Linked DNA regions of Homo sapiens: region 2 is linked to region 1. The links are chromatin contacts, found by Hi-C or POLR2A ChIA-PET in ENCODE. All regions are on one chromosome and are shown on one strand. Each heading gives the region's core, a stretch centred on a gene start or an enhancer-like site at or near the end of the contact. The rest is flanking DNA. Distances are from core to core; before and after follow the strand shown.

The links. Hi-C counts contacts between places; a loop is a spot of excess contacts on that map. ChIA-PET counts read pairs that join two places held with the same protein, here RNA polymerase II (POLR2A).
Region 2: a map of chondrocyte shows a loop between it and region 1 (2.6-fold over the local background). The contact joins two enhancer-like sites. A Hi-C loop is called at or near these places in 1 of 168 maps with a recorded cell type or tissue (chondrocyte). POLR2A ChIA-PET finds 5 or more read pairs at or near these places in 1 of 52 experiments (WTC11).

The regions. Positions count from the first base shown.
Region 1 is chr1:63,690,278-63,693,806 of GRCh38, forward strand. All of the region lies in intron 1 of LOC105378771 (a long non-coding RNA gene), which reads left to right. Among named protein-coding and RNA genes, the nearest start is that of ROR1, 82 kb to the right of the region's middle. Within about 2 kb of position 1,819, at least 7 of the 41 ENCODE cell types and tissues checked have a DNase peak (open chromatin) inside an H3K27ac peak, as active enhancers do.
Region 2 is chr1:63,967,126-63,970,654 of GRCh38, forward strand. All of the region lies in intron 1 of ROR1 (receptor tyrosine kinase like orphan receptor 1), which reads left to right. Among named protein-coding and RNA genes, the nearest start is that of ROR1-AS1, 140 kb to the right of the region's middle. Within about 2 kb of position 1,631, at least 7 of the 41 ENCODE cell types and tissues checked have a DNase peak (open chromatin) inside an H3K27ac peak, as active enhancers do.

The sequences.
Region 1 (3,529 bases), core at 569-3,068:
TGGTTTAGTTGAGTCAAAAGGGTAATTAATTGGAAAATCTTCCAATGTGGGCTCACAAAATTTCCAGAAAGTCTGGAAGACCATGTTTGGAACAGAGGCTAGAGCCAAGGTGTATTAGTCAGGGTTCCGTAGAGGGACAGAACTAATAGGATAGATGTATATATAAAGGAGAGTTTATTAAGGAGTATTGACTCACACAATCACAAGGTGAGGTCTCACAATAGACCATCTGCAGGCAGAGGAGCAAGGACACCAGTCTGAGTCCCAAAGGTGAAGAACTTGGAGTCCAATGTTTGAGGGCAGGAAGCATTCAGTGCAGGAGAAGGATGTAGGCCAGAAGACTAAACCAGTCTACTCTTTCCATGTTCTTTTGCCTGCTTTTATTCTGGCTGCGCTGGCAGCTGATTAGATTTTGCCACCCAGATTAAGGTGGGTCTGACCTTCCCAGTCCACTGACTCAAATGTTAATCTCCTTTGGCAACACCGTCACAGACACACCTAGGAACAGTACTCGGCATCCTTCAATCCAATCAAGTTGACACTCAATATTAACCATTACAATATTACAATATTAACCATTACACAAGACAACTCCAGAGGGCCAAGACGCTTGGAGATGCTGGAGCCCCAACTTTCACTGCCTGGAAGGTGCTATGTCTGGGGCATGGCCTCCTGATGGAAGCATGGACTCTCCAGCCAAGCTTATCCCTGGGTCTGTGCCCTTCACCCCCACAACTGCTACTATAAAATAACTGTAATGACCTTTCAAGTTTCACCATCCCCTCATGAGTCAAAGAGTATTCAACTGGCTGATGTTGGCTTACATGCCAGGTTCGTGGCTGCCAGGAGACCAGGAGAAGGAGGCAGGGCACTGTCCCTTCAAGCTACCCACAACAGGTGTTCCCCTAATGGAAAGGAAGATTGATGCTAGACAGTACAACCTGCAAATGTCCATCACAGCTATGCTGACTAGTTTCTTTGATTCTGCCTTCTAGAAAAAAAAAAAAAAAAACTCAGCTGCCCTGCAATTACCAAGAACCTCAAAGAAAAAAGTGAAAAGCACAGCCTGAGAGTCTGAGAGCCTAATGACCTTGATTTAAACAATGTCAGGCATTTAATTCTGCTCAGCTACAGGAAAAAGAGGAAAAGGGAAAAAATAGTTTTTACCCTGATTTTAGAATCTGCTGATGAAAATTTTGAAGCACTTCTTGATGACGAAACCAAATGTGGCTTTCTGCAGCTTGCCACCAGCTGAGAGACATATAGAAAATCTCCCTCTCTTAGCCAGGCGCGGTGGTTCATGCCTGTAATCCTAGCAGTTTGTCTGGGAGGCCAAGGCGGATGGATTGCTTGAGCTCAGGAGTTTGAGACCAGCTTGGGCAACATAGTGAGACCTCGTCTCAAACAAAAAAAAAAATTAAAAGAAAATCTCCCTCTGGAGCTCCCTTCCTTTCATGCTTTAATTAATTTCCACATACATGTATTCAATGAACATTTATTGTGTAACTACTCTGTCTCCAGACCTGTGCTAGGTGCAGAGGAAACAATGATGAAAAATAGAGTTCCTTAGGAGAAGCTCTGATGGAGTGAAATTGTAGGATATGAATATGATACAATGAAAGTAAGAGTTGCTGTAAAATTAGTCCTGGAGGGCCCTGAGAATTGGGGAAAGATTTTTATTTAGGTGAGTAAATCGAGCCTGCCACCGGCTGGTAGATTTACTGTTGAAAACAAAATGTTCTTAGCTACAAAAGCAGCTGAATATTTTAAAGGCAAAAAGCTTCCACGCCCTAGCCTTATAGAACAAGTCACCTTCCATTTGTCACCAGTAGAAGGCGACAACACGATGGATTAAAGCTGGTCCTTAGCGAAGGAAACCAACAGGCAACATCTGACTTCTGATGTAAGAGCTGGAAAAATAGTCTGGCAGTAAAATCTTTTCTTTCTTGCTTGCTTGCTTTTTTTTTTTTTCCTTGTACAAAGCTATTTCAAAACTTTACAATCTGTTCTCAGGGAGTAGGCCCTTATGTTATTGAGGAAGGAAATTCACATAAAGAAATCAGGTCCAGTGTAAAATCAATGGGACTTAAGCTACAATAAAAGTCTAGGGGACCAAAAACCTAACAAAAATATTCCTCACTGTTAAGATATAATGTGTCTCTATGCACCAATTGATTAACAGTATTTATAGAGCAACTACTTGGTGGCATTCTAGGGACTCAGGGGTGTTTAAAAAAGGTAATCCTTCAAGAGAGATATGAATTTCAATTTTTTTTTTCTTTTAAGCACATGACATTTTTATTTTGGGCTGTACTTTATAAGGTATGAAAAGTAAATGGGATTTGCAATCACCATTTCTGCAATGTACCTTTGGGCTGCTGGTTTATACAAACACCTCCATACTAAAAAAAAAAATGCAAAATTAATTCTGTAGTTGAGTCATCTTATTAATCAACCAATTAATCAATACTGCATAAGCACTCATGTGTTGGGATACCGAGGTTTCAAAGGCACGTTTTCTGTTCAGAAGGAAATTGTGATCCAGCTAGAGAAGAAAAACATAGGAACAAACATGCTATTTAATAACAAGTAAAGGGCCTGGCGCGGTGGCTCACACCTGTAATCCCAGCACTTTGGGAAGCCAAGGTTGGTGGATCACTTGAGGTCAGGAGTTCAAGACCAGCCTGGCCAATATGGTGATGGACTGAGACTGACTCAAAAAAAAAAAAAAAAAAAAGAGATAAATAATATGAGGATTGCCACTTAAAAGGCACTCCAACATATTGCAAACTCTGTGAGACCAGAGACCATGTTGACTTGTTCATCAAACACCTTTTCAAAGAGCTGGCATTTAGCATAAGTTCTAAGCATATTTACAGAGTCAATGAATCAACACACAAATGAATAAATACCATCTAAAGGGTAAAGAATAATTCATTAATGAAATAATATGAGGGCCAGGCATGGTGACTTACACCTGTAGTCCCAGCACTTTGGGAGGCCGAGGCAGGTGGATCGCTTGAGGTCTGAAGTTCGAGACCAGCCTCGCCAACATGGCAAAGCCCCATCTCTACTAAAAATACAAAAATTAGCCAGGCATGGTGGTGGGTGCCTGTCAATCCCAGCTACTCGGGAGGCTGAGGCAGGAGAATTGCTTGAACCTGGGAGGCAGAGGTTGCAGTGAGCAGAGATCCTGCTACTGCACTCCAGCCTGAGTGACACAGCGAGACTCTGCCTCAAAAACAAAAAACAAAAAACCACCAAGAAAAAGAACCAAGTGAGTGGTGGTTTGGATGGACAGTTGGGTGATGGAAGGCTGTCTAGAGCAGGGGGTGAAGCATGGGCTTTCAGATCAGGGGGTACCACCTGTGCTTGGGGATGACCCTGGGCAAGTCATCATCCTCACTGGGAAGCCAGTGGGGCTGGGTTTGATCCTGGATGCATGACCTAATCTCTGTGAGAATCTGAATAAGTTCACCATTCTGAGACTCAGGTTTCTTGTCAGTTCAGTGAAAATGATAGTAACAGT
Region 2 (3,529 bases), core at 381-2,880, 280 kb after region 1:
AATGGTGCTTGGCACATAATAAGCACTCAATAAATGCTAGCAATTGTGGTGGTTGTTATTATTCCATCATTTTATGCAACTTGTTGGATAGATTCTGTATCCAATTGTGGGAATAAGTATAAGAATTTTTCATTCCTTCTGGAGAAATGACATCATGAGAACCCAGACTGAGAAAAAACATTCCTGCATACAAGGTGAAGGGTGACATATTAAAGATACTATCCTATAACATAAAAAAAATACACAGTTTCCTTTACTGGCTCCTCTTACTTTTTTAAATTTGGAAATGGATTCTCGCTATGATGCTCAGGCTGGCCTTTGAACTCCTAGGCTCCATCGATCCTCCTGCCTCAGTCTCCTGAGTAGCTGGGACTACAGGTGCATGCCACCACCCCTGGCCTCCACTCATCTTAGGAGTTCTCCTCCTCTATCCCTACCACCATCATCAACCCTGTTGGGTTCACCTCTATTTCCAGCATCGAATACAGTACCTGGCATTTAGAAGATGTTCCGTTGGCACTGAACTGCTCTAAAGTGACCTGCCCCAGTCCTAATTCTGCCATGTACTATTTGTGTGACTTTATCACTAAAGTCAGTGATAAAATCAGAGTTTGCCCTCAGGGCCCCAGCTTCCTCAATCATAGAATTGGAGGGGGAGCTTGGACTCTAGGATCTCCTGAGTTCCTCCTGGCTCTGAAACTTGATGTCACCTTGGGGCATTTGGGTTTCTGTTGACTGGTGGTGTGCTGGAACACTTTATGCATAAACATTCATGTGAGGATGAAGTATAGTTTTACACATGTTTTTTATCCTGGAAAGTGAAATTAGTTTGGGAAGTTCTTCTTACAATAGATACACAAATTCCTTCTTACATTTTGTTTCCTTTAAGGCCTATGGAAACTGGTGGGGTTGTCTGTGTGCATATGCCTGTGCATACTTCTGCATCTGTTTATAATTTACAGATAGATGGTAAGAATTTTTTCTGTCAGATCCAAGAATGTTAAATAGTTGTATCCGAAGCTAGTCATCCACTTTTAGGAATATGTTCTAGCGAAATAGCCTGGAATGTAGATAACGATTTATGGATAAAGTGACTATAACAATTTTATTTACAGTACTGACAAGCAGAATACAAAATAAAATGCTCAGCAATAGGAGAATGATTATATAAACTTGATAAGAATATTTATACTAAAGAGCCATATACAAAGATATTTTGTTCCACCTCAGCTATTTAGAACAGTAGATATAAAAAGTAGAGGAAATAACCCCAAATGATAATGGTTATTACTGGATAGTGGATCATGAAATATTTTTATTCTCTTATTAACACTTCTCTTTCTGTTTTTTTTTACAATGAGTATTATTTTTCGTATGAGAAAAATTATATTTAAAAGTTCAAACCTCATCTGAAATATAGACAATCCTGGTAATAAACACCAAAAATGTCAATGCAGGTTTCTTCACTGCGTGGGAAATACCTTGACAGAAAACAGTGAGATGGATCAAACTATTCTGCCCCCGAGTTTATTGTATACACCCACTAGTTTCATGCTTGGCATCAGGACCTTCTTTGAAAGGTCCTAACTATAGCATCTGTTGGACTGTCTGGCTGGGCTCCATGTCCATGGCACTACGGTTAAAGGCGGAAAGAGAAGGTCACCCTGTAAACTTTTCTGCCAATGACCACAGCAGCACAGCCAGCATATGTCTAAATGTGCAGGAATTTGTTCAACACAGAGTTCAATGTTTATAGAAGGGAGTGCAGACCCAGGAAATAATAAAATGAATGAATTTAATTTCCCACTAAGTGTTTTGTGATGGAGAGCATTAAATAGGAGCTTCCTTGGAATGCTATTAATGCAGCAAACCCTCAGTATCACTTTACTCCAAATCCTGGATTCTCTAAGCCTGCAGGGGGGTGTGGGAGAAGAAATCCTATCTGAAATCATCCAGACTACTGTAGTTATGCCAGTTTCTGATTGTGTGACCTTGGACAGTTTACTCATTCACTCACAAAATATTTACTGAGTTGCTGCTTTTTGTGCCAGGTGCTGGGAATAAAAGAATGAAGAAGATGGAAGACTTGCTGTCATAAAGATTAATGCCCATTGGGGTTGGAAGGAGATGCAGACAAGATATTTCACTTCGTTGCAACTCTTGTTTTCTTTGTCTTTTCCTTGAATTCTTTGGTTCTTCCCAGTTTGGTCTCAGGCCTTCTCTCACATTGTGCAATCTCACTTGAGAGTTTCAGGCTCTCCTGTCCTTGCAGATACTGCTTACTGAGGAAGGATTGGCCATCTATAAGTCTAGGCTGGGGTGCCCTCCTGAGCTATGGACTCATAGCACTGGTAGTCAGCTGGATAGTTCCCCTTGGCAGTCTAACAACTGTGTATAAGTTGGCTTGTTCAAAACTGAGTTTGGTGTCATCTCCACTTCTCTTCCCTGCAAACTGGCTTCTCCTGTGTTTCCTGTCCCCATGAATGGCCCCATTGTCCATCCAGTGTCCGAGCCAGAAATCTCCGCTCTTCCATGTGTTTTCCACCCCTCCATGTGTGATGAACCGTCCAGTTCTGTGGATTCCCCCTCCCGTGTTGATCTCATTCATTTCAGTCCCCTTCTTTTTAATCTAACCACTACCTCTCTTGAGGTTTCCCTGCCACCTGTCTTTCTCCCTTTCACATTCCAGACAGATGAATCTGTCTCCTTGTAACTCTGATCACATGACTCCTCTGCACAGTGCCTCCTGCCTGGCTGCCCACTGCCCTTTCTCTTTAATATGGCACTCCTGAGTTCTCCAGTCTAATTACCTGCCCTCTTTTTCCTCAAATCTTAAGACTTTAGTCATAAATCATTACTTTCTTTTATCCATATCATACTCATTTTACCTTATGACCTTTATATCTTCATGCATGCTGTTACCTCTGTTTAGAATGTTCTCTCCCTTGCGTCTTCCTCCCCCACTCCTTCCCTCATTTATCTGAACCACCCCATTTCATTCTTTAGATATTGAATCAGACACTACTTCCTCCAGGAAATCTTTATCGAATTCCCAAGTCTAGGTTGGACACCTCTACTTCCTGTTGCCATAGACCCTGTACCTCCTCCATCATCACCATTAAGACACTGCTTGGTCTCCTTGCTATCACCAGAAGACCATGGGCTTGGTGAGGGCAGAGGCCACCACTTTTTGTGTTTCTAGAATCTAGCCCAGTAATATGTAATTGTAGGTACTTAATAAATATTGATTAAAAGATAAATTTTTGTTTCTCCGGATGACATTAGTCTGGACATAAAAGTAAGGTTACACAGTAATAATAATAACACACCAATTGTTTTGTTCTCTTGGTCCTTCCTTGGACCAAACTCTGGTTATAACTCTTGCTTCCTTTAGGAAGCTCTTCAACCTCTCTGGCAAACTCACATTGTGTAGTTCATGCCACTGAACCCTAAGATCAACCGCACTTAAAAAAATACATTGGTATAAAAGGAATCATACATGGGCTGCTGTCTAAGATTCTGATTAGAA